2 separate regions of the Homo sapiens genome follow, and region 1 is linked to region 2. Evidence: chromatin loops called from intact Hi-C (ENCODE). Cell type or tissue: B cell. All regions are shown on one strand. Links, peaks and the distances in the headings refer to the core of each region. The heading gives the core; the rest is flanking DNA. Region 1 overlaps HS3ST3A1 (heparan sulfate-glucosamine 3-sulfotransferase 3A1). Region 2 overlaps TVP23C-CDRT4 (TVP23C-CDRT4 readthrough).

Region 1 (8,000 bases), core at 1-8,000, 1.9 Mb before region 2:
TAGCCACGGCACGCAGGCCTCAGCTCTCCTTGCTCCAATTCCAGATTCAGCAAGCGTCCTTCTGATTACATTTATTTTCTTTTTCTTTTCTTTTTTTTTTTTTTTTGAGACAGAGTCTCACTCTGTCAGCCAGACTGGAGTGCAGTGGTGAGATCTTGGCTCACTGCTACCTCTGCCTCCCGGGCTCTGGCCATCCTCTTACCTCAGCCTCCGGAGTACCTGGGATTACAGGCATGGCCACCACACCCGGCTAATCTTTTGTATTTTGGGTAGAGACAGGGTTTTACCATGTTGCCCAGGCTGGTCTCGAATTCCTGACTTCAAGTGATCTGCCCACCTCAGCCTCCCAAAGTGCTGGGATTACAGGCATGAGCCACCGCACCCAGCTCTGATTACATTTCTGACAACATATTGGCTTTCTCACATAGCAGTTTGGAGAGTGTTTTTAGTGGTTATTGTTATTTTGTAATAAATGGGGGAAAAATCAATTGAATGACACAAGATTTCTAATATGTTCAACAAGATAAGTTCTGTGATCAGACAACTTCTTTAGAGAAAAAGGGAGAAAAGTTGACAAAAATGAAGGCGGTTTTAGTTATTCCATAATAGGCCAATTGACTAACAGAGGTATTTAAATACTTTTAAAAATTCACTTTTATGACCATATTTTAATGTATTGCCCAAATTTCCTTTTTTCTTCTTCTTTTTTTTTTTTTTTGGGACAGAGTCTCACTCTGTTGCCCAGGCTGGAGTGCAGTGGCGCAATCTCAGCTCAATGCAGCCTCTGCCTCCTGGGCTTAAGCAATTCTTGTACCTCAGCTTCCCGAGTAGCTGGGATTACAGGGCGTCCACGACCACATCCGGCTAATTTTTGTATTTTTAGTAGAGATGCGATTTCACCATGTTGGCCAGGCTGGTCTCGAACTCCTGCCCTCAAGTGATCTGCCTGCCTCTGTCTCCCAAAGTGCCGGGATTCCAGGCATAAGCCACCACACCTGGCCCTAACGTGCTGCCCAATTTTCTAACTAAAGGTCCAAGATCAGAATGTCCAAGTCACTCTACCACATGGGGCAGCCTTTCAATCCCCTGCATCTTTGAGACATTGATGGCTTGCTATGTAGGCAGGTAGCAAGAACTACCTCTGGGCAGTTCTGCCAGAGACCATCACAGAGACCATTCACCCCAGTGGTGAGGCTCTGGCATGCTGGAGGTGGGTGAATCTGGGTTTGGCAGTAGTTCTATGACCTACATAGTTCTATGATCTTGGACAAGTTATTTCATCTTTCTGAGCCTCTTTTCTGATCTATAAAATGTAGAAAATGATAGGACCTGCATAAAAATATAAATCCTATTAATAACATCAGACTACAAGCAACAGATCATTCCGCATCATCCAGCACATAGTGTAGCCTCAACAAATACAGTTAATATCACCTCACCTCTAAAATGATAGATTTCATCAAAGATATACCGCGGGGTCCAATTATTTTGCTATTTTAAAAAAGGCTAAAACGCATGAAGAAAAGTGTATAGCCACTAAAATGGAAAAATGCCAAACAAGTAGAGAATGGTATTAAATCACAGAAATTATTTTTAACTACATAAGCATTTGCAGTCTATCCCTTGCACGAAAGCAGTTGATAAAACGGATCCAATAAAGATAAGTGAATGAACGATTCAAAGAAAATACTGTTAGTTTCTTGGAGTCTCTTGATGGCGTGGGTGTTGTTTTGTTTTGCTTAAGTAAAAATGTAATGTGGATAAAACTATTTTTACAGTTGTTAAAAATATCAGAGGAAATGTTCTGAGGGAGATTTTCATTACTCTAGTCAACCAGAAGCCCAGATAAACATAACTGTGTATTTAAAAACAGAAGCAGAAAACGACAGCACACCACCTAGACAGGAACTTTGAGTCTGATAAAGCTGGGAGTCTGGCTGAGCAGTTCCAGTGGAATAAACCTGCATAGTTAGAAGGTGCAAAGAAACTGATCCTCCAGAGGTCTGAAGGTTGCACTTTCTCTCTTCCTGCCTCTTCCTTGAATGCGTTAATTGTTCCAGGTCTGTTTTGCTCCTATGGAAAGTTTCATAACCCAAAGTGTCTACAACAAAGGTTAAAACAAGCGAAGTAAGCAGATAAAATTACTAAGCTGGCCTGGAAAATTGGGACCGTGTTGTCATCTTTGCCATAAGGTGCATCCACAGCTCTGGCCCTATCTATTTTCCCTATAACCAGCTTTCAACCACTGACACCTGTTCCTTCTATGTTTGTAGCCAAAAAAAAAAAAAAAAAAAAGTCATACGCCCAAGTCTGATTTTCCTCTGACCCTTATTTTAGTTTTTAGCTCTTTGTGTCCTCAGAGACCTGTCATTTACATCAACGTTTTTGTTCTCTATGACAGGAAGCTTTGGGGAACCTTTCACACCTTCTTCACTTTACATTTGCCTGCCATAGAAGACAGAAAGAAAGGAATACAAAACTGTCTCTGTGCTTGGTTCGGAAACAAGAGAGTAGGAGGGAGCCGTGAGCCAATATGATTATGAAATCAGCTGAGGGAAAGATCAGCATGTCTGGAAGCAACAGGTGCGGGGCAGGGGAGGGGAAGCTGGTGGGCCCATCCTGGGGGCCCTTCTGAAGGAAAGGAAAGAAGAAACACGGAATAAAAGAGAATCGGCACAGACAGGATTTCAGTATGAGCCCTCATCCTTCAACGCCTGTTAGGCTTCTCCTGCCTTCTTTGCTGTTTTCACCTTTGATTTTAGAATCATTTTAGATATTACAATTGTGAAAAATAGCACAGAGAATTCGCATACTCCTTTCACCCAAATGATCATCTTAGGGGATATCATAACCCTAGAACAGTACAACGATCAAAACCAAGAAACTGACGTTGGTATAATGTTATTAACTAAACTGCATACACTATCCACATTTCCCCAGTTTTCCCATAAATGCCTTAGTTCAGACCCAGGATCCGACCAAGGGCACCCTCGTGTTTACTTGTTAGTAATGACTCACTTTTGTCTCCCCACATCTGGGATAGCTTAGCGGTCTTGGCGTTGTTTTGTATGATCCTGACACTTTTGAAGGGTACTGGTCAAGTATTTTGTAAAATGCCCCTCAATCAGTGTTCGTCTAATGTTTTCTCAGGGCTATACTGGGGTTACGGATTTGGGGGAAGATTACCGCACAGGTGAAGTGCCATCCTATTGTATTATATCGGGGATCATGATCTCAACACAACAGGGAATGCTAACCTTGGTCACTTGGTTAAGGTGGTGTCTGTCAGTTTCTCCACTCAATCTGTCCTATTTGTCCCTTTCATCCTGCCTTCCTTTAACCTGACCACCACCCTGCATCCCAGCCTGCTCTCCCAGGCCCTGGACTGCAGGCGCAGAAACGCCTGTCCTGTCGGAACTCTCAAAGCGCTTTCCTGTGAAGCTGTCCCGTGTGTGGTGGACAGGATTCTCAACAGGGCATCTCAGGCACCTTAAGGGTTAAACAGGCTTCTGTTTAGAATGACAGGATCCTCCTCCAGAGCCACACAGGGGAAGGAACAGGCCTGCATTACTGATGTTGAAATAAAATCATCTGGAAGTATTTTCATTTGAAGCTGGCTTTCAGACACAGAGGCAAAACACACTAACAAAAGTAATCTGGGGCATATGGTATTCCTTTCAGTCATAGGCATTTTTAATATAAATCCCCTAATCATTTATATCTTGGTTTTCAGTTTATTGTGAAGCCAAATCTCTTATTTCTCTCCAAAGAATAAATTCCCTGCCTAAAAGAAGTGAATTATCCTTGCTTGAAAAAAAGGCAAAGTGCAGCTCATCCTTACTAGACAGATCATCTTGCTATAAGTGCTACCTAAACACAAGCTTTTGTTGCTGCTGTAGTTTCTTTTTTAAATTGAGACTGCAAATATGCTCTATCATGATGAGGTTTTTCAAAGTTCTCCCTTTAGGGGTTCCTTCCTGACTCCTCCTCCCACTAGGTGGCGCTACATATCACATTCAAAGCGGGCTGTTCGAGTCGGTGAATAGTTTGTGTTGAAACCTTTGCAAGAATGTCTCTCGAACTCCCGACGGCAAGTACTAAACTTCATTGTTAATTAAACACTTCCCCGTCTCTTTTCACATTTATTGTCATCAGACAACTGAAACAGGCCAGTTCTGAATTTCTGTAATACAGTCGGGCAATCTTAGGATAAATGTAAGTTTTTAGGGGCCTGAAGAATCATGACCACATAGTAAGGCAAAAATTCAAGAGTTACATCACGAAGGCAAGAAACTGGGGAAAGGCTTCCATTCACTAACTCAGCATTGCCTGGAATATGATCTCAACAGTGCCCCCCAAATTCTTCCCTACTCAGGATGTCCAATACTGCTCAGAAGTTCCCCAATTACTTAATAACATTCCTCTCATAAATTCAATTTCTAAATTTTGGCTTCACAACAGTTTATTTATTCACTATATAAATATCCCCCAGAGAGATTTTTAAACTGTATCAAATTAGCAAAGGTTTTAAAGTGCTGACAAGCATTTTTAAGACATCCTTATAAAATGCAAAGATGAGGGAGTACAATTTCCTCTGATTACATATTAGAGGCACATATTTAATAAGAAACCTTATGTTCACAATTGCAACTCATCGCTTAAGCAGAACAAATTTTCTAAAAGCTTGGAGTTTACTATCATTAGGAAACCCATACCAAGAAACGATGCTCTTTTTCAGCCAAGTTACTATCACTTGGTGGAGGAAGATTTCCCCCTAAGGAAACGAGCTAAGAATATCAAGTTCCCGACTGGGCCCAGCAATTTGACTGATGGTGATTGCAATTTGCAATTGTTCAACTGTGTCCCGGAGAGATACGAGGCCTTTTTGGTTGTTGTTGTTGTTGTTGTTGTTGTTGTTGATATCAGAGAGTTTTGTTTGCTCTGCAACACTCTTCTCATGAAGTAAGCATCTGGTCTATGTGAGGTTAGCCCCTATTGTCATTAATTACACAGGCTTATTTCATTCCCATGACCCTGCCAAAATACAGATTTGGCACTTATTCTTTCCTGGCCAATCAACAGACTTATTTAAAGGAGACAAATATTTTGGCCAGGGTATTTTCTTTTTAAAGAGCAGGCAGGAGATTATAACGTAGTGGTGGATTTTCATGGAAGTCTGTGAATTTCACATAAAGTATAAGAGCGTATTATAAATCTCATCCCTGTAAAGGAATATCCATTCACACAAGGCATTCCAGTCCAAGCTCTACCAAGTGTTTTTGGTGTTGTTTAATGCCCGGACTATGATCTCAATAGTGTCCCCAAACTGTTCCCTACTCAGGATGTCCAATATTGCTCAGAAATTCCCCAACTACTTGGTAACTTTCCTCTCATAAATTCCATCATTGTCCCTGCCTTCTCGGTGTCTGCTCCCGCATGTGTGAGGGTGTGCGCGTGCGTACACACACACACACACACACACACACACACAGAGGAACTAGGCTGATCAACTTGCACTTCTGGTTGTCTATTGGGGATGAGCCCAGAGTTCAGACATTTAGCAAACTAGATGACAGTATTTTGGGTCCCCAGCCTGTGACCAGGTGGGGAATGTCTAGGTACTGAGAACTTCTATAGACAAGTACGCTAGACTCAGAGTCCAAAGTAACATCTCACTCTCTTCCTAGCCCTCATCTATTCCCAATGTTCTTTCCTCTGCTCTAAGGACAGAGCGCCCTTGGCCATCAGTCCACATGACCTTGCATGGGCGGCCAGACTGCAGCTTCGTGGCTCGGATTTCATTTCAAACTCTTCACACAGAAGGGGCTTGCACAGTACAGGAGGGTGGGAAACTGCACATGGAGGGACTTTGCAGCTGCTCCCAGCTGCTACGAAATGCCAATTTCTCCTCCTAGGAATCGAAAGGGCCTCTGCTCAGTATGCCTCTCTAATGGACTTGAAAAACGGGGCCATGATCGTTCGAGGCCAGAAAATTTCAAATTTGGATGAAGTCAGGGGAGCACTAGCTCCTAAACTGTGAGCTGGACAATCTTTGATCTTCCTGTATGCTCTAGAATAAAATGATTCTAGTGATGTCCTTCTCTGCTGAAATTGTCCAGATTTGGCTAAAGAAAAGAAACTGAAATATAAGAAATAGACATGCTAGTGTAAGAGACTGGATAATAAATATTTCCTATCTTGTACCAAAATAATAGACTGAAATATTATTGAATCTAAACATTTATATACATACATATGTATGTGTATGTGTACACACATATTTAACTACTTTATTAATAAGTATCTTTTAGCTTACAAGAAAAAAGAGACATACCTTTTAGTTGGTACAGACAGAAACAAGCAGAAGAGAGCCTCCTTATTAAATTCTAAGCTCGCCTGCTCTTGAACTACAGTAGAGGTATTCGGTCCTGACTTCCAGCAAAGATCTCAATGTTTTGAAGCTAAGGAAACTTTTTCCTTTCCTTTATGAAGCCACCATACATACAAGAGAAATGGACACTATTCATTGCAAGGGACTGCTTTACCGTGACATGCAAGCCACAGACATTTGTTTTAGTGATATCATGTCTGCTAAATTAAGTAATGAGGAGTGTTTTTTTTTAAACTCCACCAGGGTCGAGTTTCTCAGCATATAAAAATTTGCCTTTGTTTTATTTATTTTAGAGAAAGTCTATTAGGACATTTAAATTAGTGAGAATAATTTTCTTTCTAGAGATTTTGAATAATAAATATTTTCTTTATCTTTACTACAAATGTGCTCAAATGAAGGAAGTGTTTATTACTTCACTCTTGGAAAAAACTTCATAAAGTATTTTATTTTCTTCCCAGTGAGAGTAATTGACTGAAAAAGTTCAGCAACAGGTATTTCTAACTGACAAACTCATTCTCCAAGACACTTTCTTCAAACTTGCTAATTGCAGCAGATTTGTCCCTTTGTGAGGACAGTAGGTGGCACTGCCACCACAAACTATCATGGCTAACTGAGTGATTTCACTGGGCAAAAAAAGGCTAGACCTTTTAGGATTCTCCCGTGTCAATGTACACCTAAAAATAATTATATAGGTTTTTCTCTTCCATAATTCACTGCTGGGTGCAAATATCTGGAATTTATTTCTGTTCGTGTGTGTGTCTGTGATAGTGTGGTCATAAGTGTGTGGTACAAATCCTGTATTGCAAAGTTTGGGCTGACTCATGCAGGTCTAACTGAATCCCCTGTTCTAAACTATTAGCTAAATATAAGTAGCTAAAATGCACTTAATATTTAAGTGGCATTCTGGGTGGGAGATTTTTTTTTCATAGACGAGCCTTCAGTCTTGCTCACAAACATCAAACTCCAAGTTCAGAGCCAAGATGAAAGAGAACTGTGGGGAAATTTCATTAAATAATCACATAATCCAGGCTCCATAGGTTGGATTTTTTTAAAATAAGTTTCCTATGTAATTGAGTTAAACGTAAATTTATGCATCCAATAAAAAACCACTGCAAATGGGAAAACAAAGACATTGCTCCAACACTTAGAAAATTAAATTCAGCAAACCGTGAAGTCTACTGTGCAGTTATTTTTGTGACCACCATAAATTGCTTTACAAAACTCTTCTGCTGCAGTAAACAATCCAAGAAGAGATTTACTTTATAGCATGCATTCAGTTTCCAAAGGAAAGAGTGGCCTACAAGTTTATGACTCTTTTTTTTTCTTTCTTTCTTTTTTTTAAAAAACTACTTGTGTTTCTAGTTACCTTGAAACCTTCCTCCCCTTACAGGAGCTCAGAAAGGTCCATGGAAAATAAGATCCAGGTCTGCAGATACACCGTGCCCTCAAATACTCATTTCTGGAATAAGAAGAAACAATCCTACTTTGTGGAAATAAAGTTTATATGGCAAAAGGAAAATAAAGGGTTTTAGTACTAAATATTTCACCATATTTAATAGCACCTCAGAGCCCAACATAGTGTTAGATGTTTCAGACAGTCAGCTTGAAA
Region 2 (16,084 bases), core at 4,896-12,895:
GCACTTTGGGAGGCTGAGGAGGGCGGATCACGAGGTCAGGAGATCGAGACCATTCTGGCTAACATGTTGAAACCCCATCTCTACTAAAAATACAGAGTGGTGGTGGGCGCCTGTAGTCCCAGCTACTCGGGAGGCTGAGGCAGGAGAATGGCGTGAACCCAGGAGGCGGAGCTTGCAGTGAGCCGAGATCATGCCACTGCACTCCAGCCTGGGCAACAGAGCAAGACTCCGTCTCCAAAAAAAAAAAAAAAAGAAAAGAAAAGAAAAGAAAAGAAAGAAATTATATTAAACCACTCCCTGGGAAGTCAATTAATTTTCTGTAGAACAAGTGCAAAATAATACTTACCAAGAAAAAAGCTCATTAATTTGGTCACTAAGAGAAGAAACCAAAATATAGACACATCTTCTAAATTATACCCAAGTAGCAAAAACAGTACACACTGTTTGTAAGATGCTGGAAAAAGAGACTCCATGATAAATGTTGAGCTTAGCATAAAGCAGTTGGCTTTTATTCTAATTTATTAATAGGCAAATTCCTTTATCAGATGATATTGTTGGATACTATAATATCAGTAATACCACGTATAAGAGCACTTACTACTGACAGTGACTGCAGATGTTTTCATCTGTAATTTGTCTAAGCCAGTGCTTCTCAACAGGGGTCAATTTTGCCCCCCAGGGGACATCTGGCTAAATCTAGAAGTATTTTTCATTGTTACAGCTGAGGAGGAAGAGGGACAAGAGAGTGCTACTGGTGTCTGTGTGTCAAAGCCAGGAAATCTGCTAAAATCCTACAGTGAAAAAGCCAACCCCCAAAAAGAATTTTCTGACCCAAAATGTCAGTGGTGCTGAAGTTGAGAAACTCTGATCTCAACCACTAATACACAGAACATGAACCAGCTGTATGAGGAGAGACAGAGGAGGGGATGGGGGGGGTGGAGGAGAGGAGGAGGGAAAATGATAAATGAAGGTCTTGAAGACTTTTTGTTCTTTTAAAATTGATGCTGTAGAAGAAGAGATGTTGTTGTAGCTAAGATAATGATTACTTTCTGATTCATGAAGCTCAGAAGGCATCTTGCCCTCCATATGATGAAAAGCTAGATATTGGTACAGCCTGCTTGATTAGCAGAGGTTAGGCCAACAACTGACTGTCGAAATAAATCATGAAAACTGGGGATATGGTCACATTGTGGTCACTGAAAGTTCATCTTTTAAACTTCTCTTGCGAAGAAATGAGCCCAAGTTCACGATTCTCCTTTCCCACTCAGAAGAATGCAGTCACTCAAAGGGAAAAGTACTTACTTGGGGTTTTGAAAGGAGAACTCAAGTTAATTTTTTTTTCTTGATGAAAGCTATGTCAGGAAAGGCCATTTTTACCACTTCAAGTTAGCTTAACGTGGGTGATATATCACATTGATATTTTGAAGATGGATTTTTCAAGGCAAAAGCAACATTCCCACTGGGAGGGAATGGAGTTCAGAGGTGGGCTTGCTGCCATTTGGGGGCTCTCTTATCCACCTCCTAACTTCGTGCTTTGTAGTTAACCTTGTGAGAGAGAGCAGGGGGCAGGAGGCCTTCTAACAAAGCTTAACTGTGTTAAAATAATTAATTGGGAGGCTATCAGGCTGAGGCAGCTGCAGCATCTTGGGTTCCTACGTAAGCAAATCAGAACCCAACTCAATGCAAGCAGTGAAATAAAACGTAAGCCTAACCAATCAGAAACAGCCAACTAACCTCTATCTAGGGACTCTCCACTTTAACCAATCAAATATTTTCTTTGTCTTGCTTTCTTAAACACTTTATGAAAGGTTCTCCTGAAGCCGCTGCTGTGTAGCACCCAAACACCTGTCATCCAGTGCTGCCCAGTTCATGAACTGCTGAATGCTCAAATAACGGTGTTAACATTTTAATGCGCCTGAGTTTATCTTTTAACAACTCTTTTGCTTCCCCTTCATCTTTCTCTCCTCCATAAGAAGCTTCTAATCTCAAGTGATAATATTTCAACCCCACAATGGGAAAGAGACCAGCCACCAGGAGAGTGGAGTAGACAATCCTGCATGGGGTATCCAGGCTTCTGAGCCTGAAGTAACTTCATAGAGTCCCACACACCCTTCAGGGTTAGGGAGCAGCCACATGTTTGTTCTCCCATGTAGCACAGAGGGGAGCAGGGATGGAGCTGAGAGCCAGCAGACCTGATGTGTGAAGGCCAGGATGCCAAAGCAGATACAGTGGGGACCACATGACTCAAGACCAGACAGGGATAAGGACACATCACTGGGTACCAGTGCAGACCTATTACATCCCTATGACTGACATCTCTCACCACTACCCCACTCCACCCCTGCCCCACTGTTAGATAATGGGTGTCCGAACTCAGATACCTTTCCTGAAGGACACTGGGAGGTGGAAGAATTCTAGACTTAAATTTAAGAAAGAAACACAGAAAATTCTTGAAGTGACTGAGTTCTCAATTGGTAAGACTGTGCTTTCTGGTATTAAGTGAAACTGAACCTCAGGATTGAGACTCTAGTCTCTAGCAATGATAGTAATACTATAATGATTATAATAAACAAAGCTTCCTTTCTTGCAAAGCCAAGTTACAAGGCTTGAAAATGGGAGCCAACCCCCACCCACCCTACACACCAAATTTGTGCAGAAATGTAGAGGCTGAAAATAAAATGTGGATTTTTATTCTATAGATGGGGCAAACAAAGCTCAAGTGCGTAAATACTTACCCTGGAGTCACCAACATCAGACGATTAAAAACCAAAACCTGAGGACAGCTATTTTTGCCTTGGCTTTCATTCTAACTACCATACAAGCACGTGCTCAATGACTATGCAAGAAGTGCTTTGGCCTCAGAGACATTTGGAGAGCACCGAGAACAAACATCTGTAATTTAGAACGTTTCCTTGGAACAGATCATTTGAGCGTTGGGGTCTTCAGAAGCACTAGAAGTTCCTTTACAGAAACCAGGGTGAAGGCAGGAACTGGAAAGAGGAGGTGGTTAAAAGAAGCTGGAGTTCTGAGAAGCCTGTGGATCCTTTTCAATAGAAGAAAATAAGCAGTTTCAGACAAGTTCTATCTTGAAATTTCCATACAGATGCAAGTTCCCAGAAAGCAGCAAGTTAATCCCAACAAGTGATAGCTATAGTCAAAGCAAGTCTTTTTCTCCTGGCAAGGGGGAGAGGGCGTAACTACACAATTCCCATCATTTTTAAAGCCATCCTTTAAAGCTTACCCCAAAATTATACACACACCCCACTCACATAAATCAACTACAGAGCTCATCAAACCTTAGAACTGAGAAGTGTTTCCAAAATTATCCAGTCTAGGGACCTCATTCTGCAGATAAGGACTCAGACACCCAAAGACAGTGTGCCCCACCCATTGTTACCAAGTCAGTTAGAATTGAAAATAAAACTCTGGTCTTCTAATTCCTAGTGCAGACCACTTTTATCCATTGCTATCATTCTAAAAAAAAAAAAAAACAAAAAACAAAAAAACAAAAAAAAACTGGTGATGCTGTTTGTTTGTCCAGTACTGACTTTCTCCAATATGACAGCAGGACACAGCAAGGAAATAAAACATAACAGTGTAATTGGAAAGAGGTAAGTGGACAAGAGACTTCAGTCAGGTGGGCACTGGCCCCTGAGTGAGGAATTAAGTTGGTTCCAATAGTCTGGAGCAGTGGTTTCCAAATGTTTTGATCACAAGTCATTAAAAAGTTTGGGCATTAAACTTTTTAATGACGTGATCAAAACATTTGGAAACCACTATATATAAAAACATATATATATGTGTGTGTGTGTATACATATATATATATAGAGAGAGAGAGAGAGAGAAACATAGCAAAAGATAGGGAATTTTAAAAGATGATATTTTTAAAATAAATTTTAATAGAAGTTGACATGATACAGGTGAATCTCTATAACAAATATATCTCCCAAATTTCAGTGGCTTGACAGAATAAAGTTTCTTTCTTTCTCATGTTGGGTTTGGTAGAGAGGGCGTTGGCCCCTTGCATTCATTTGAGGATGCAGGATCTTTCCATCTCATGGCCCTTTCATCCTCTAAGGCCTTGGAATCCTCTTCTTTTAACCAAAGAATGGAGAAAGAGAGGAAGACTTGAGGCCTGCATGGTGCAAGGGGACTTAAGACCTAGACCTGGAAGGGGCAACATTATGGCATCATGGCTGCCCTGACTCCATTCGTCCAAAGGCAGTCATGTGGTCCCAGCAAGGGAGGCTGGGAAATGTAGTCTAGCTCATGCTTGGAAGGAAAAGGCAATGAGGTTTAGTCAATACACAGCAAACTCTGACACAGAAATTCAAGTCTCCCCATATCCCAGAAAAGTTTTTGAGCACTCTGCAAGGTTTCCCATTTGGAAACTATTAGCCTGGAAGATTAGGCATAGACTGACCCTGTCAGCCCCTATTCCTCTCCCACAGAGCAGGACTTCCTGAGGAGAGCCAGATTTAGGGCTAGATGGGAAGATGTTAATAATAGCTAGCATTACTGACAATTTACCCTGTGTCCAGCACCAACTAAGCAGTTTACACGCATTAACTCATTTAATCCAGCAAAAACTCAGTGATGTAGATGCTATTAGTATCCCCATTTTCCAGATGAGGAAATGAACTTAAGCCCAGGGAGACTGAGTAACCTGCCCCAAATCACACAGTGTCAGATATGGAATTTGATGTCCATCACTGGCTCTAGAGTCTGTGCTGTCCATCACTACCTTGTGCTGAGTCTAGAGGGAAAATGGGAGATAATTCCCAGCTCTGCAGGCTTTCCACACCAGGTAAAGACAGGACAGAAGAGCAGCAGGCTGCGGCTGAGGTGGGTAGGTGCCACGAGTGGGGCTGTACAGGGAAAGCAGAGTCAGACAGGGATAGAAGGGTGGGCACAAGGTAAGTGGGAGTGAAGAAAAGTGAGCTTGCAGAGTCAGGCTATTGGAGCTCAGCCATGCCATTCAGGAAGCAAGTGCAGCATGGAGGACTCAGAGAGCCCAGGTAGTGCCCAATGCCCAGAGGAGCCCCTTGCACGCCGGTCCCTGTCCTTGATTAAACTTGCAATGACAACTGGGAAGAAGTCAGCACCACAGAGGTGGCCATGGCCTGCCCACATCCCAACTGCTCCCAGAGCTCATGCCTGTTTCATCCCAGGACAAGCTCAGCTACTCGCCTGCCCTGGCAACAGGTTCCGAGTGTCACCAGCACTGCAACAGCCCCTGTGGTGTGCTGGGTCCTCCAGGCTCACTCTGGCCCTTCTGATGCCCTAGCCCCTTGGGCCGCCTTCTAAGGAGTCCACCTGTCCTCTTCACACCAAACGGACCTAATTTACCCAGGTAGAAAAACTCTCAGTGGGTGTCTCCAGGGTACCGTCCCCACTGTCACCGCATCATATTCTAAGCCAGTGGGTGAACAACCTCGGTTCTGGCTCCCCTTTTAACGTGATCAGAGTCTGCCCATGGGCAAGAAAACAGACTCTGTCAGATCATGCATTCTTGTGTTGCTCCTGCCATAACTTTGACCTCCAGCAAATCACCCAGTGCCTCAGTTTCCCCACCGTAAAAGTAGCTCAGAAATGTGATGACTCAAGCCCCCAAAGAAATTCTGGGTAGTTTTGTGTGTCTTCAACACTGCTGAGTGTTTTTTCCAGGTGGCTGGATGACAAATCTTCCTCTAGGATATGTGGGGTTGTAATTTGCCCTCAGAGATGCAGGTGCCCCAGGAGTCTCCTTTAACAAATGAAAAGCCGGTCTCTGCCACATGCCAGGATGCTTGTGAACATCACAGAGGCCACCCGAACCCTATCACAGACCTTCCCTGCTCTGGTGGCTATTAACTCTCCTTCTGAGAAAAACCTCTGAGGATCGGAGCCCACATTTTGTTCAGGGATCCAGCCTGGGCTATTGCCCCAGCTCCAGGAAAGAAGGAGCTGCATGCCTTCTCTGCTTCTATTCTGATTTTTTTTTTTTTTTTTTTTTTGAAGTGGAATCTCGCTCTGTCGCCCAGGCTGGAGTGCAGTGGCACGATCTTGGCTCACTGCAACTTCAACCTCCTGGGTTCAAGCGATTCTCCTGCTTCAGCCTCCCAAGTAGCTGGGACTACAGGTGTACGCCACCACAGTCAGCTAATTTTTGTATTTTTAGTAGAGACAGGGTTTCACCATATTGGTTAGGAGGCTGGTCTTGAACTCCTGACCTCGTGATCTGCCTCTAGGCCTCCCAAAGTGCTGGGATTACAGGTGTGAGCCACCACACCCAGCCCATTCTGATTTTTTAAAAACTGTCCCACATATCAACCCACCATGTTACCACCTGTTTTAACCAATTTGTATTGGAAGTAATGGGCAGAAAGTGTTAAGCTGTGCCGCATATTATGAAATATGACCAGCCCACCCTGGAACACTTTGCAAGGCTCTATCACCTCCACATCCTACTTAACCCTTATAGCTGTCCCAGGAGAGCCCACTCCCTCCACCATTGTATAGACACAGAACTGCTGCACAAAGAACAGAACATAAGCAATTTGGTCAAGATCACTGAAGCAACTGGGATTCGAACCTAGGACTTGCCTGACTCCAAATCCCAGCTATTAACACTTCACTCTGCCTCATCAGGGGGAGAGAAAAATTACATAAGCCAAGGAGAGGTGGTTACATGGAAAGCAAATAAAGAGGAGAAGTGAGTGATCTCAGCCATGGAAGGTTGACAATTCAGGCCATGCAATATATGCTTATTATTATGGTAGACTTCCTATTTGACCTCTTTGAACTTGTGAGATCACTTTAATTCTATAATTTACTTATTCATTCTTTCACTAAGAATTTGCTGAAAATTTATCATGTGTGAAAATGTCTTGTAAACTCTTTTTTTTTTTTTTCCCTGAGACAGAGTCTTGCTCTGTCGCCCAGAGCTGGAGTGCAATGGCGTGATCTCAGCTCACTGCAACCTCCGCCTCCCAGGTTCAAGCAATTCTCCTGCCTCAGCCTCCTGAGTAGCTGGGATTACACGCGTGCGCCACCACACCAGGCTAATTTTTGTATTTTTAGTAGACGGGGTTTCGCCATGTTGGCCAGGCTGGTCTTGGAATCCTGACCTCATGATCTGCCCACCTCGGCCCCCCAAAATGCTGGGATTACAGGTGGGAATCACCGCGCCTGGCCACAATTATTAATTTTTAAACCTGGTGAGAGATGCAAAAGATGTCTGCCCTTAAGGAATTTATAACTTGTTGAACCTAGAATACATATTTCCCTTCTTAGAACAAAAATCAAGCATCTTCTAATAAAAGTGGGAAGGTACAGGATGTAGCTAAAGCATTTCTGTCAGGGTTTTCCCACTGTCCCTTCCTGTTCATCACTGTCCCTTCCTGTTGACTCATTTCAACTTGGGATTCACTATGACCACTAGATCCTTTTCCTCTCTATTTCTCTTTAAGTCCATTCTAACCACCTGGACATTATTTAATCCCAAATTCACAATGCCCACCTTCCCAATCTTTAACTGACTTGGTGAGCTATTAACAAGAGTTCTATTTGACCCAACGACTCACGGAGGAAAGAAGAGAACTTCACATTTGTGGGACTGGCCACAATATGCACTCAGGAGCTGTAGGACTAATGGCCACTCCTCAGAGAGTCCTTGGGGTAAGTGAGGCATAACAGAGAGGCTAACTATAGTAAGTAAGTGGGCTGAGCCTGGCCTGGTTGCTCTCAGCCTTTTCCGCCACTCATTTCCATCAAAAGACTGCCTTTAGGAGCAACGGAGGTTAATGAAGCTGTCCACAATGGGGCAGCCAGCGGTAGTGCGACTGAAGTGGAAATCATGTGAGTTAGGTGAAAAAGTACAAACTGGCCTGATTCAGGGAGCTGCCACCCAGCTGGAGAACAGGTGTTACCTCTCAGTGGGCAGAGCTGCACAAGGCCAGATCCTCTCCCTTCTTAGTCACGAAGGTGCCCTCTGGCTCCAAGGGGAGGAGAGGGAACCAGACCTCACTCCCCAGGCCTCAGACCCCCCATCTCTCTCCATGTCCTTCCCGCTGTGACCTCCTTCAACGGTATAATCACTCAGCCTGTTAGGCACTAAGTAGTAAAACTGGTCAACCTTTAAAACCACTTTTCATTACGAAGGCCCAAAAAAAGATAAAAGATGAAATTTAATGGGGGGTGGGGGGGCACAAGAGGGTGATTGAAAAAAACACAGATAATTTCTGGAATTGGATCTGTTAAGCCTTACACATTAGTCCCCGCCCTCGGAAGTAAGGGCCTGTCATTCTGTAAAGGGACGCAGCCACACGCAGAGAAGGTGGAGGTCTCCACCCCTTCCCTCTTCGTCCTCGCCTAGGAGGGACCGTGGTGCCAGTAAAACAGGGACTGGCTGGCCCAGAGCCTTGGGGATCCCCTCCTTTGTCTGGAACCCTCTGGCTCACCGCATCCTTCCTCGGGGCCGCATGGCCCTGCCCCACAAAGCAGGCGTGCTGGGGGCTGCTTGGCCAGGAAAGCGGACGCTTGCAGGGACCACGCTGCTGCCTCTCTTCTGCCCTTTTCCCCTTAGTTTTACAAGTTCCCTGTTCGTTCGTTCTTTCTCTCTCTCCTCTCTCTCTCTTTCTCTCTCCTCTCTCCCGTCTCTTTCTCTCCTTCTCCGTCACTCTCTTCCCTCCCTCTCTCCTCTCTCCTCTCTCTCCTCTCTCTCTCTCTCTCTCTCTCCTGCGAGGAGCTTCAGATTTGTGGGTTGTTTTTAATGCATTCCGGATGCCAGATGAAATTTTGGCCCGGGCTCACCAGTTCCTCTGCTATTGGGACTCTCCCCACCTCCCCTCCAGGCCCAAAGCCGCAAGGAGAGAAATAGGCGGGCGGGCGCCATCTGTTGGCAGTTGCCTGGAGCCGCACGAAGAGGTGGAGAACTAAGGCGGGGCGCAGGTTTCCAGTAAAGAGCTCGATCCGTGATCCTCGTGAAAGAATTAATGTCTACCTGATGAAACTTCCTCGAGGGATGGCCCGGGCAGCGGCTCACGCCTGTTATCCCAGCGCTTTGGAAGGCGGAAGCGGGAGGATCTCTTGAGCCCAAGACTTTCAGACCAGTCTGGGCAATGTGGCGAGACCGTCTCTACAAAAAATAAAATAAAAATAAATTAGCCAGGTGTAGTGGCGCGCCTGTGGTTCCAGCTACTTGACAGGCCGAGATGGGAGGATCGCTTCAGCCCAGGAAGTCGAAGCTGCAATGAGCTGTGACCACGCCACTGCACTCCAGCCTGGGCGACAGAGCAAGACCATGATATTTCAAGAAAAGTCCTTGAGGCAAAAGGTGACCTGCTTTAGAACGCCTCAGTGCTTAGACATGAACAGTGAAGGGGACTGAAGATTGTTGGAACACGGTGCAGAACCCTCTTAGTCTCGTTTTGTTGCCTTATTATGTTCTATTTCAACTTTCAAAAAAAATTGCTGGCATTAGCATGTCGAAAAATTGGTGACATTAGAATGTCAAATTCTTTGAAGGATGGGGATTTTTGCATTCAGTTTTGTGTTCACCAAAATAAGCTAGCAGGAGATTCTGTGCAAGTTGACTTATAAGTATATGGTTTGCTGAAATCTTATGAGGAGAGGGAAATGTAAAGTAAATGAAGTGGAAATAAGTGGTTGTTATGGTTAGGAAAAGGCCATCGTAAGGCTTCATGGCTAGCATGCAGGCCACCGAAGTTCTATCCCAAACAGAAGGAAGCTCTTGTAGGATGGTGAGTTATGGTAGGGTTCTAGGAGGAGTGGGTGTCAGCCTTTTGGGAGGGGGAATGGAAGGGCTGGGAAGGGTGGGAGGAAGTGAATGAAGTTCCAAAGCCAGGAAGCTAGGCACAACCCTGTGAGTAGTACCAATACCTAAGGATGGTTTCTCAGGGACACTCAGAAAAAAGAGCCCAGTCTCCTGAGAGCAAGCATGCAGCCCTATCCCCACATTTTCCCCTGAACATGGTCCTGTCCACCAAATCAGGCCTGAGGATCCTGAAACACCTCCAGGCCCTGGGCCCTCACCCACTAGACAGCCCAGGAACCAGGAGCCTAGGCCTGAATAATGGGAAGCTCTGGTACTGGGCTTTATATTCCTGCATTTTCAACAGGAACAAGACTATGATGTGTGGGGTTTCACACCCTTTCTCCCTCCCTTTTCCTCTCAGAGCCACCTTTGTCTTTGCCAATTTGTCCCTGGGGTTTGGTGACACAGAGGCAGTGGCCAGAAAAGAGAGGCAGAATTGAAGTCGTGGTCATGGGGCTTTTGCTTCTGGACAAGGCTAAGATTTACTTGGATATGAACATAAAAATAAGGAGTTGCTGGAAGAGAAGAGCTGCGCTTTGGATGGGTTTATTAAGAGTTGAGAGCGCGGAAGATGAGGCAGCTTTGGAAATCAGCTGCAGTAGCATGAAGGATACTGAGAATCATTTTAATAAAGACAATTTTTTTTTAAGAGACAGGGTCTCGTGCTTTGGCCCAGGCTAGAGTGCAGTGGGGTGATCACAGCTCACTGAAGCCACAACTTCCTGGGCTCAAGCTGGGACTACAGGCACGCACCACCATGCCCAGCACATTTTTAAAATTTTTTTGTAGAGACAAGGTCTCACTATTTGGCCCAGCTTGGTCTCAAACCCCTAGCCTCAAATGATCCTCTCTCCTCAGCCTCCCAAAGTGCTGAGATTACAGGTGTGAGCCACTGTGCTCCACGGAGGATGAGGTTTATAAGGTGATTTCTGGTGCATCAAGAAGGTATTTTCCTCCCCTCCCTCTGACCTTCAGGGGCTTCTTGAGGGACCAAAACTTGGAAGGTACTTTCCATTGATCTTCTTCTGGAAGAAGGAGAGGGTCCAATAAAACCGCTGTTTATTTGAGTCAGCATCATGCACAGCCCAGGCCACACAGACCCACAGTTATATACTGATTACACATTCAACGCATGTGTGTTCTCAACACTGAAGAGGTAGTGGTAATGAAGGCAGCCATGGGGCTATAGTCCTAGACATTTTATTCCTTTAATATTTAAAGCAAACCTATCCAGCAAAACAAAGGAGGCAAAACAAAACAACAACAACAAAAAAAACCCCTGCATGTCAGTGTTTAGAAAATATCCAGACTATATGTCTTTCCAATATTCATGGAAATCTTTGATCCAAGGTGATGTTGATGAGCCTGTGGGTGGGCTGGGAGTTTGTTGGTGGACCTACAAGGCTGTGGAGCACATGTCAATTCTCCCACCAGTCTCAGGCAGTGACGCCTACTGGTTTAGAGCACAGATTCTAGATCGAGACATTCCTGGGTTCAAATCCCAGCACTGTTGTTTCCTTCCTGTATAACTCAAGAAAGTCTTGGCTTTTGCAGATACCACCGCCACCGGGAGCCCCATACTATTGAGAGGTGACAGCGTGCTGGCAGTCCTCAGAGCCCCGCTTGCTCTCGGAACCTCCTCTGCCAGGGCTCCCACTTTGGCGGCACTTGAGGAGCCCTTCAGCCCACCACTGCACTGTGGGAGCCCCTTTCTGGGCTGGCCAAGGCTGGAGCCCACTCCCTCAGCTTGCAGGGAGGTGTGGAGGGAGAGGGGCGAGCGGGAACCGGGGCTGCCTAGGGCGCTTGCGGGCCAGCTGGAGTTCCGGGTGGGCGTGGGCTTGGCGGGCCCCGCACTCGGAGCAGCCGGCCAGCCCTGCTGCCCCGGGCAATGAGCACCCGGGCCAGCGGCTGCGTACGGTGTACTGGGTCCCCCAGCAGTGCCAGCCCACCGGCGCTGTGCTCGATTTCTCACCGAGCCTTAGCTGCCTTCCTGCAGGGCAGGGCTCGGGACCTGCAGCCCGCCATGCCTGAGCCTCCCACCCGCTCCATGGGCTCCTGTGCGGCCCAAGCCTCCCCGACGAGCGCCACCCCCTGCTCCACAGCGCCCAGTTCCATCGACCACCCAAGGGCTGAGGAGTGCGAGCGCACGGCGCAGGACTGGCAGGCAGCTCCACCTGCAGCCCCGGTGCGGGATCCACTAGGTGAAGCCAGCTGGGCTCCTGAGTCTGATGGGGACGTGGAGAGTCTTTATGTCTAGCTCAGGGATTGTAAATACACCAATCAGCACCCTGTGTTTAGCTCAAGGTTTGTGAGTGCACCAATCGACACTCTGTATCTAGCTGCTCTGGTGGGGCCTTGGAGAACCTTTATGTCTAGCTCAGGGATTATAAATACACCAATCAGCACCCTGTGTCTAGCTCAGGGTTTGTGAGTGCACCAGTCGACACTCTGTATCTAGCTGCTCTGGTGGGGCCTTGGAGAACCTTTATGTCTAGCTCAGGGATTGTAAACGCACCAGTCAGCGCCCTGACAAAACAGGCCACTGGGCTCTACCAATCAGCAGGATGTGGGTGGGGCCAAATAAGAGAATAAAAGCAGGCTGTGGGCGCCAGCAGTGGCAACCTGCTCAGGTCCCCTTCCACACTGCGGAAGCTTTGTTCTTTTGCTCTTTGCAGTAAATCTTGCTACTGCTCACTCTTTGGGTCCACGCTGCTTTTATGAGCTGTAACACTCACCGCAAAGGTCTGCAGCTTCACTCCTGAGTCAGCGAGACCACGAACCCACCAGAAGGAAGAAACTCCGAACACATCCGAACATCAGAAGGAACAAACTCCAGACGCGCCACCTTAAGAGCTGTAACACTCACCGCGAGGGTCCGCGGCTTCATTCTTGAAGTCAGTGAGACCAAGAACCCACTAGAACACACTATCAGCCGTGGTCAACCCCACCATGTTCTTCAACATCGCCATCAACGGGGAGCCCTTGGGCCGCATCTCCTTTGAGCTGTTTGCAAACAAGATTCCAAAGACGGCAGAAAACTTTCATGCTCTAAGCACTGGAGAGAAAGGATTTGGTTATAAGGGTTCCTGCTTTCACAGAATTATTCCAGAGTTTATGTGTCAGGGCGGTGACTTCACATGCCATAATGGCACTGGTGCCTCTACGGGGAGAAATTTGATGTCGAGGACTTCACCCTAAAGCATACAGGTCCTGACATCTTGTCCATGGCAAATGCAGGACCCGATACAAACGGTTCCTAATTTTTCATCTGCACTGCCAAGACAGCGTGGTTGAATGGGAAGCAGGTGGTCTCTGGCAAGGTGAGAGAAGGCATGAATATTGTGAAGCCCATGGAGCGCTTTCGGTCCAGGAATGGCAAGACCAGCAAGAAGATCACCATTGCTGACTGGACAACTCTAATAAGTTTCACTTACGCTTTATCTTAACCACTGGACCATTCCTTCTGTAGCTCAGAGAGAGCACCCTCCACCCCATTTGCTCACACTATCCTGTCATCTTTGTGTTCTTGCTGCAGTTCCCTTTGGGTTCCATGTTTTCCTTGTTCCCTTCCATGCCTAGCTGGATTGTAGAGTTAAGTTTATGAATATGAAATAAAATCTAAATAGGCCGGGCGCGGTGGCTCACGCCTGTAATCCCAGCACTTTGGGAGGCCGACGCAGGCGGATCACGAGGTCAGGAGATCGAGACCATCCTGGCTAACACGGTGAAACCCCATCTCTACTAAAAATACAAAAAAATTAGCCGGGTCTGGTGGCGGGTGCCTGTAGTCCCAGCTACTCGGGAGGCTGATGCAGGAGAATGGCGTGAACCCAGGAGGCGGAGCTTGCAGTGAGCCGAGATGGCGCCACTGCACTTCAGCCTGGGTGACAGAGCGAGACTCCATCTCAAAAAAAAGAAAAGAAAAAACTAAATAACAAAAAAAAGAAAGTCTATAGCCTCTTATGCCTCCATCGTATCTGTAAAGTGGGGATAAAAATAGTACCACTCCTTTCGAGTTCATGTAAGGAGTAAATGAATGAGTAGGTGAAAGTGTTAGCATAGTGACTGCCATATTGTAATGTTTATTAAGTGTTAGTTACTAGCCAGGCAAGGAGAATCATCTCTTGACATAGGCAGGCTCAGGACCTTTGTAAATACTTGTGGTCTGACCATTCAGTCAGATCAACCCAGAGGCCAAGCTGCATATGCGTCCCATGGACTGACTGCATCCCTAGGAGGTACTCCTCTGCTGGGTTGAAGGCATCTCTCAGTTGGTGAGGACTGGCTCCATGACCTCCACCTGACCCTGGTGTACTCTGATTCTCTTGCCCACCTCCCTCTAACAGCCACCCCACCTGCCCCTCATTGGAGATGAGAAAGGAAGGAAAAACAGAGCTGGGCTTCTGTGGTCTTTGTCCTGTCCCCAAAGCCCTCTGGAAGGAATAGAGAGAAATCATAGGATGAGGCTTTCTACTCAGACCCCATGTAACTGCCCGGCCAAAATGGGCCAAGGTAGGCAGCATCCCGCTCAGGTCCTGCAGATGCTCACACACCCTGCTCCCACCTGGCCAAGAGCACCCCTCCTGTTCCTCGGAGGACTGGGGAGTCCCAACTTCCAGTCGCTCTTCCCTTAGGACTCACATGCCTTTGCTCCCCTCCCTGTGGCTTCGCTGGTGCTTCTCACCATACCCAAAGCTCCACCACCTTACTGAGTCACGCATTTACATTGTGCAGTACTGCTCTGGGACCAGGAAAATGACCCACTAATAGCTTACAAACGAGCATGGGCCAAGGTATGGTTGTAATGTTTAAAAATACTTCTGGGTATTTCTGGATCTACTTCTTGGTCTTGTCTCTTATCGCTATTTCCTTCCCTGTGTTCCTCATGCCTCTAACGTGAAGAGCAACTTCACTGCAGCCCCAGCCTCTCCAGTGTCTAGACAGCACCCTGGTAAACTAGGGGCACTTGCCAGGGGGAAAGACCCCGATGAGTCACTGCACTGGGGACAGAAAATGTTCTGACTTCAGTTTTTATTTATCTCATTTTTTAACTTCTATTTTGGGGTATGTTTTAGATTTACATGAAGGCACAGTAATAGCTGTTTACATTAGTAAATAAATATGCAGTTACTGAGGATGCATGAGCAAATGTGGAAGGGCACAATTTTAAAGATTTGGCGGCCAAAGTCCTGGCCCACAGCGCCTGTCTGTCATTCTCTGATCTGGTTTCAGGGAGGTTTTCTTGCTATATCAGCTCCCAGGGTTGTCCTCCAACCAGAGTAATAAACACAACCTCTAACAGAGGGAGGCGCCTGGCACCAACCAACCAGTCAGAAGGACCTGGAGGCTCTGGGTTCAGCCCACATAAACCCCTTAGTTGCTGGACCAAGGGGAGGTGGTAGGGGGACAGCCCAGGGGACAGGATGCACTTGGGAGGCCTGGAGCAGCTGCTGGCTACAACTAGTCAGGAAATACTTTAGAAAGTTGACAGCCAGGAGTGCTGAATATCAGCGCTGACCGCACCTTCTTTCCAAGTGGTGGTTCCTACCAGCTGCACCTTTGCGAGTTTCTTGGTCTTTGCTTATACAGATCCCTGACAGTAAAATGCCCTTCCATCCTTCCTCTGCCTATTAACATTCCATTCATCTGGCTGGGCACAGTGGTTCACACCTGTAGTTCCAGCAATTTGGGAGGCCAAGGTGAGAGAATCGCTTGAGCCTAAGAGATGGAGGTTGCAGTGAGCCATGATTGTGCCACTGCACTCCAGCCTGAGCGACAGAGCAAGGGAAAAATACAGAAAAATCCACTCATCCTTCAAGCTCTAGTTCAGATCCTCCCCTATCAGGGAGACCCCTCTGATGCTCCAGGTTAGAAGGAAGTGCTCCTTCCCTGGCTCACATGGCATGCTCTCACTTGGCTCTTACTGTGCTCTTGCCTCACCCTGAAGGCAGACTGTAAGTTCCTTGAAGGGAGAAACTATTATATTTCAACAAACCTAAGATGCCATGGTTGTAAAATGAATCATTGTTTCAAGTACCTCTAAAAAAGAAAAGAACCTGCCAATGGGCTATGAGTGGTAAGACATACCCTGATTTCGGAGACGTTGACTTTTTTAAAAAAACAGCAAAAGTGCTACTTAGAATGAATGACATGTGGTGGCCAGCTGGCCTGTGTCTCTGCATCGCCCATGTCTAGAATTGTGTTTGATTTGCAGCAAGCATTCAGGAAATGTTTCTGTTTGCTTTTTTCGGGGTTCTAGTGAGGA

Evidence for each region. Peaks named below come from ENCODE experiments on the same cell type or tissue, not always from the same donor. Only the 100,000 strongest peaks of a DNase experiment are listed, where the experiment ranks them.
Region 1: a loop joins it to region 2, with 16 times the contacts of the local background. A loop is called at or near these places in 2 of 110 quality-filtered maps.

Annotation. Positions count from the first base shown.
Region 1 is chr17:13,590,959-13,598,958 of GRCh38, forward strand. All of the region lies in intron 1 of HS3ST3A1 (heparan sulfate-glucosamine 3-sulfotransferase 3A1), which reads right to left. Among named protein-coding and RNA genes, the nearest start is that of HS3ST3A1, 7.0 kb to the right of the region's middle. In B cell, for the core only: CTCF peaks have their summits at 3,978 (motif pointing right), 4,180 and 6,939 (motif pointing right); DNase peaks (open chromatin) are centred at 4,003 and 6,983; H3K27me3 peaks cover 658 bases.
Region 2 is chr17:15,494,113-15,510,196 of GRCh38, forward strand. All of the region lies in intron 4 of TVP23C-CDRT4 (TVP23C-CDRT4 readthrough), which reads right to left. It also overlaps a transcript of TVP23C not described here and the pseudogene PPIAP53. Among named protein-coding and RNA genes, the nearest start is that of CDRT3, 31 kb to the left of the region's middle. In B cell, for the core only: a CTCF peak has its summit at 8,876 (motif pointing left); a DNase peak (open chromatin) is centred at 8,869; H3K4me3 peaks cover 805 bases.